Linked DNA regions of Homo sapiens: region 2 is linked to region 1. Evidence: read pairs that join two places in POLR2A ChIA-PET (ENCODE). Cell type or tissue: B cell. All regions are shown on one strand. Links, peaks and the distances in the headings refer to the core of each region. The heading gives the core; the rest is flanking DNA. Region 1 holds the start of PPP1R14B (protein phosphatase 1 regulatory inhibitor subunit 14B). Region 2 overlaps FOSL1 (FOS like 1, AP-1 transcription factor subunit).

What was found. ChIA-PET counts read pairs that join two places held together with the same protein. Peaks named below come from ENCODE experiments on the same cell type or tissue, not always from the same donor. Only the 100,000 strongest peaks of a DNase experiment are listed, where the experiment ranks them.
Region 2: POLR2A ChIA-PET joins it to region 1 with 10 read pairs; 2 of 35 experiments call an interaction of 5 or more read pairs at or near these places.

The regions. Positions count from the first base shown.
Region 1 is chr11:64,245,394-64,248,284 of GRCh38, reverse strand. It overlaps PPP1R14B (protein phosphatase 1 regulatory inhibitor subunit 14B), which reads left to right and starts at 1,342. Exons shown (of 4, transcript NM_138689.3): 1 at 1,342-1,869. The coding sequence starts at 1,612. PPP1R14B-AS1 (PPP1R14B antisense RNA 1) reads right to left here and starts at 2,419. Exons shown (of 2, transcript NR_135087.1): 1 at 2,196-2,419; 2 at 71-332. RefSeq lists silencers at 629-768, 1,489-1,668. In B cell, for the core only: no CTCF peak of the experiment used is centred there; DNase peaks (open chromatin) are centred at 784, 1,334, 2,164, 2,364 and 1 weaker place; H3K4me3 peaks cover 2,118 bases; H3K27ac peaks cover 1,325 bases.
Region 2 is chr11:65,891,946-65,894,836 of GRCh38, reverse strand. It overlaps FOSL1 (FOS like 1, AP-1 transcription factor subunit), which reads left to right. Exons shown (of 4, transcript NM_005438.5): 3 at 716-823; 4 at 1,541-2,788. The coding sequence ends at 1,951. Among named protein-coding and RNA genes, the nearest start is that of CCDC85B, 2.7 kb to the right of the region's middle. RefSeq lists enhancers at 503-612, 715-1,219, 2,504-2,663, 2,704-2,753. In B cell, for the core only: no CTCF peak of the experiment used is centred there; DNase peaks (open chromatin) are centred at 786, 1,386, 2,066, 2,516 and 1 weaker place; H3K4me3 peaks cover 1,559 bases; H3K27ac peaks cover 2,239 bases.

The DNA.
Region 1 (2,891 bases), core at 184-2,683:
AGCCTGGGTTCAAAGTCTCGTCTCCCGTTTTATCTAGCAGTGCGACTTAATTAACCTCTGTGGTGTAGTAATTGAACTTTCCACGAATTTTCCTATTTAATCTTTGTTACAGCCTTCTGAGGAAATGCAGGCACAGAGGAAGACATTCATTCTTTCAAAATCATTTGTTCAACCAATGCAGCGGCCTACTACGAGTGTGACATAGTTCTAGGTGCTGGAGTTCAGCGGGAGCCAGGTAATTTGCCTAATAGCAGTGGATTTGAAGACTGTTCAAGCCTGGTAGCACCAGCAGACCAGGTCGGCGCAGGCCTCAGCCCCGTGGCACTCACAATCTAGAAGTGGGAGACAGACAATACACGAATGAATGAGACCATTTAAAGATGCAGAAAATAAAATAGAGGGAGGGAATGGGATGCGCCGTCGGCTTATTGGAGGTGGGCCAGGGCTATGTGAAGGACCGAGGAGCCGCAGGGCGGGGGTGCAGGAGCCCCGGCACGGCGCCCTCTCTGCGGAGCCGACTGGGCGGCGGTCCCGACGCACGCTCCTAGGGTCAGCCGCAATTACCGCCTTTATTATTATAAGTCGCGGCCCCCGCACTGCCCAGCTCTTTGCGCCTTAGTTTCCCCCTCTGTGCGCACTCGGGTCGCGAGGCGCAGAGGACGCCCCAAACAACTTTGCGCTTCCCGGCCTGGCCGCAGGGCGGGGGAGGGGCGGCGCCGGGAGCGGACTCCGTTTCCCACAAGCCCGAGCCTCGCGCCATCTTGCCGGTGGGCGGTGGCTGCCCGGGGTTGGCCGTTTGGGCCGGCCGGGTGCCACCGCTCACCCCCAGCCCCGGCTTCTTCCGCTGGGGGCGTGGGACCTGCTACTCGGAGAGTCTAGGGACCCGGACAGCTCCTGCCCGCCTTCTCCACTCTTCCTTTCCCAGGAGCCCAGTCCACGTGTCGGTCCGTGCGGAGGAGCCCGTTCGCTCCTCGCTGGCCGAGGGCTGGAGGACCTGGACATCGGGGACCGCAGCGTCTCCTCACCAGACTCCCTGTCTGCACACGATGTCCACTCCCCTGCATTCTCAGATAGCCCCTATTCTCAGATGGCCTCAATGAGGACAGAATGAGGAAGGGTCCAATGAAGACTAGGGTCCTGGCGTGAGCGCAAATCGTCGTCCTGAGCGCTTAGAACGCCTGGGTTTGGGACTGGAAGGTTGCGTTTGGGGAGTACGGACAGCTAGGCCACCCCCTGCCGAATAGACCCTCCCCTACCCCTGCCCGGGGGCGGAGTAGGGGAGAGGGGCCTGTAGAGGGGCTGGCCCTTTAAGGGGGTGTGGTCGGGGGGCGGAGGAAGAGCGAGACAGAGAAAGCGCTTCGGCGGCTGCAGCTCGGGCGGCGGCCGCGGGGGACAAAGGGCGGGCGGATCGGCGGGGAGGGGGCGGGGCGCGGCCAGGCCAAGCCCGGGGGCTCCGCATGCTGCAGCTGCCCCCGGGCGCCCCCGCCGCCGCCCTCGCCGCGGAGCCGCGCGGAGCGGAGCCGGCGAGCTAACCCGAGCCAGCCGGCGGGCGTCCCGGAGGCGGTGGCGCAGGGAGGGGCCCGACGCTCGCACGTGGCCCCGGCGGCCGCCATGGCGGACAGCGGCACCGCGGGGGGCGCGGCGTTGGCGGCCCCGGCCCCCGGGCCGGGCAGTGGCGGCCCAGGACCACGCGTCTACTTTCAGAGCCCCCCCGGGGCCGCAGGAGAGGGCCCGGGCGGGGCGGACGATGAGGGCCCAGTGAGGCGCCAAGGGAAGGTCACCGTCAAGTATGACCGCAAGGAGCTACGGAAGCGCCTCAACCTAGAGGAGTGGATCCTGGAGCAGCTCACGCGCCTCTACGACTGCCAGGTGTGTTCCCACCCCGCGCCGACACCCCAAAATCGGTCTCGCGCCGGTCCGCCTGGCAGCTCCACTGTGAGCTCGCCTGTCACTGGAGTCAAAGGGCGCTTTGCTTCCCCGCGCGCTCCCCTCCCCTCTGCACTCCCGCCCCCAATATATACTCTTTCTTGCCTGACCTAAGTCACTTCTGCCTTCTCCGTTGCCTCGGACCCTGCCCCCCATCATGCCACTCCCCAGGTCAAGCCTAGTGTCCTCCAGACGCCTCAAGGGGTAGCCTGAGCCTTGGGCAAGAGGCAAGGGGGCTATCCTGGGCTGGCAGCGGCAGGAGGTCTCACCGCCTGGTGCCCGCTGGGTTAGACTGTGGTTACAAGGTGCTGGTCTGGTAGGACGGCTGCGGCTGGGCTGTTCTGTGGGCTAGCCTGGAGCTCCATCTTGGCGTGCGTGCAGGCTAGCCCGCTTTCTGGGCTCTGCTTCTCCACCCCCATGACTCCCTGGTTGTTCAGACGGTGACTCAGGCCCCGGGGGGCAGGGTGGAGGAGTGGGTTTGCCCGGTGCTGCCTGCCTACCCTAGCCCAGCCCTGGAATGCAGCTGACTACAAACAGGATAGGGGCTTCCTGGGGAGGGTGTGGCAGGGTGGTGGGCATCCCCTCCCTCACCAAAGCATGGGCTCTTTGTTTCCTCTTTGCCAGGCCTGGGTCCTTCCCAGTGACCCCTCAGCCTTCACTTCCTCCTCACTCCCGGGGAGCTGTGACAGGTGTTTGGGGGAGGGGAGGGGGGTATGATAAGCTGGGACAGCTGCACCCACCGGTGCTCTGGTGAGATGGGGGGCCCGGATGTTGGGGAGACACATCTGCTGGGTTCCCAGCCCAAGGTCCCCAACCCTGGCTGTCTGGCCTTGTCTGTCACCCCCCGTGCCCACTGGCAGGGACAGGAAGCTCCCCCCCCCACCCCGCTTTGGGCAGTTTGCCTTGGCACGGGCCTGATCTGTTTTCCTCCCCAGAGCAGCTGCTGTTCTGTCTGCTGGGCAGAG
Region 2 (2,891 bases), core at 275-2,774, 1.6 Mb before region 1:
AAAAATACAAAAATTAGCCAGGTGTGGTGGTACATGCCTGTAATCCCAGCTACTTGGGAGGCTGAGGCACGAGAATCACTTGAACCCAGTAGGTGGAGGTTGCAGTGAGCCAAGATTGGGCCAATGCACTCCAGCCTGGGAAAGAGTGAGACTCTGTCTAAAAAAAATAAAATAAAATAAAATAAAATCTTTGCATGTTCTCAGTGAAAAACAAGAATCTACGTAAAGTACTTGGCTGGCACATAGTAGTTTTCCAATAAATTGCAACTTAATCAGCAGCACTCATTAGCCCCTCCTAGTGCTTACAGCTCATGGAAGAGGAGACTTGGTTGTCCACAGATCCAGAAGGATGAGGGTCCTGCAAAGAGGGTGCTGAGAAGGAAAGGTCACTTCTGGCTGGGGAATAAGACGGCTTCCTGGAGGCAGGAGCATCTTAGTTGAGTCCTGGGAGATGAGGAGGGTTAGGGTTTGCGGAGGGGGAGGGCATTATGGGAGAGGAATGTGCACTAAAGCTAGGTGCGAGGAGGAAATTTTACCAATCAAAGCAGACAGCGCCTCAGTGCAGGGAACTGGTTGGGTGCAGTGATCCCTAAATCACCGGCTGAGGGGGCCCTGCCATGACCTCTGCCAGGGTCCTACCACTGGGCCACCATGAGGGGCGAGTTCCAGGCAGCCAGTAGCCCAGGGTCCTCCTCACTGCGGGTCTCACCCCCAGATCAGCCCGGAGGAAGAGGAGCGCCGCCGAGTAAGGCGCGAGCGGAACAAGCTGGCTGCGGCCAAGTGCAGGAACCGGAGGAAGGAACTGACCGACTTCCTGCAGGCGGTGAGCACCAGCCCTGGTCCACCGAGCTCAGAGGGACCCTGTCTCCCAGAGCCCCCAGAGCCCCAGTATATGTAGCCCCCTCCTCACCATCCTAGCTCCTTGTCTGAGGGGCAGTCCTTCTGGGAAAATGATGAGGAAAAATTGATTAGAAACTGGCTGCAGCATGTCTCACTCACAGCAGAGCTGAAGCTCAGCCAGCAATCTCCTTTTTTTTTTGAGACAGAGTCTCGCTCTGTCACCCAGGCTGGAGTGCAGTGATGAGATCTCGGCTCATGGCTCACTGTGACATCTGTCTCCCAGGCTCCAGCAATTCTTATGCCTCAGCCTGCTGAGTACCTGGGGCTACAGGCGCCTGCCTCCCTACCCGACTAATTTTTGTATTTTTAGTAGAGACGGGGTTTCGCCAAGTTAGCCAGGCTGGTCTCAAACTCCTGGTCTCAAGTGATCCGCCCGCCTCAGCCTCCCAAAGTGCTGGGATTACAGGCCGGAGTCACTGCCTGGTGCCAGCAATCTCCTAAAACGTCTGGGCCTGATGGGAGTTGTGCCCATTTTCTCCCAGGGGCTTATGGGAGTTGTAGTCCAGACTTGCTGGGGACTCTCCACTGCCCCCCCTCTCCCCCCGCCCAACCCCAGCTCCTCAGAACCCTGAGTCCAAACGTCTGCGGCTCTGGGGTATTCAGCCCTCACCTTTCTGACTCCTCTCCTGATCTTCTACAGGAGACTGACAAACTGGAAGATGAGAAATCTGGGCTGCAGCGAGAGATTGAGGAGCTGCAGAAGCAGAAGGAGCGCCTAGAGCTGGTGCTGGAAGCCCACCGACCCATCTGCAAAATCCCGGAAGGAGCCAAGGAGGGGGACACAGGCAGTACCAGTGGCACCAGCAGCCCACCAGCCCCCTGCCGCCCTGTACCTTGTATCTCCCTTTCCCCAGGGCCTGTGCTTGAACCTGAGGCACTGCACACCCCCACACTCATGACCACACCCTCCCTAACTCCTTTCACCCCCAGCCTGGTCTTCACCTACCCCAGCACTCCTGAGCCTTGTGCCTCAGCTCATCGCAAGAGTAGCAGCAGCAGCGGAGACCCATCCTCTGACCCCCTTGGCTCTCCAACCCTCCTCGCTTTGTGAGGCGCCTGAGCCCTACTCCCTGCAGATGCCACCCTAGCCAATGTCTCCTCCCCTTCCCCCACCGGTCCAGCTGGCCTGGACAGTATCCCACATCCAACTCCAGCAACTTCTTCTCCATCCCTCTAATGAGACTGACCATATTGTGCTTCACAGTAGAGCCAGCTTGGGGCCACCAAAGCTGCCCACTGTTTCTCTTGAGCTGGCCTCTCTAGCACAATTTGCACTAAATCAGAGACAAAATATTTCCCATTTGTGCCAGAGGAATCCTGGCAGCCCAGAGACTTTGTAGATCCTTAGAGGTCCTCTGGAGCCCTAACCCCTTCCAGATCACTGCCACACTCTCCATCACCCTCTTCCTGTGATCCACCCAACCCTATCTCCTGACAGAAGGTGCCACTTTACCCACCTAGAACACTAACTCACCAGCCCCACTGCCAGCAGCAGCAGGTGATTGGACCAGGCCATTCTGCCGCCCCCTCCTGAACCGCACAGCTCAGGAGGCGCCCTTGGCTTCTGTGATGAGCTGATCTGCGGATCTCAGCTTTGAGAAGCCTTCAGCTCCAGGGAATCCAAGCCTCCACAGCGAGGGCAGCTGCTATTTATTTTCCTAAAGAGAGTATTTTTATACAAACCTACCAAAATGGAATAAAAGGCTTGAAGCTGTGGCCTGAGTGCCTCACTGGACCCAGAGGCCAATGGGAGAGTATTTGGAGCCCTAGGTCCCAGCCTTAGCTCTACAGACTCACTGCATGACCTTGGACAAATTCTTTGATATTTTTGGACTTTGTCTTATCTGACAAGTGGGGCTACATCCGCTCGGCCTCATCTCCGGGACTGAGGGGAGACAGTCCTCTGGGGTAAAAGCGAAGAGGCTTACCGCCCCTCTCCCCGTGGGGGCCCACAGTGCTGCTGCGTGTGCCACGGAGGGGCGCTGTTATGC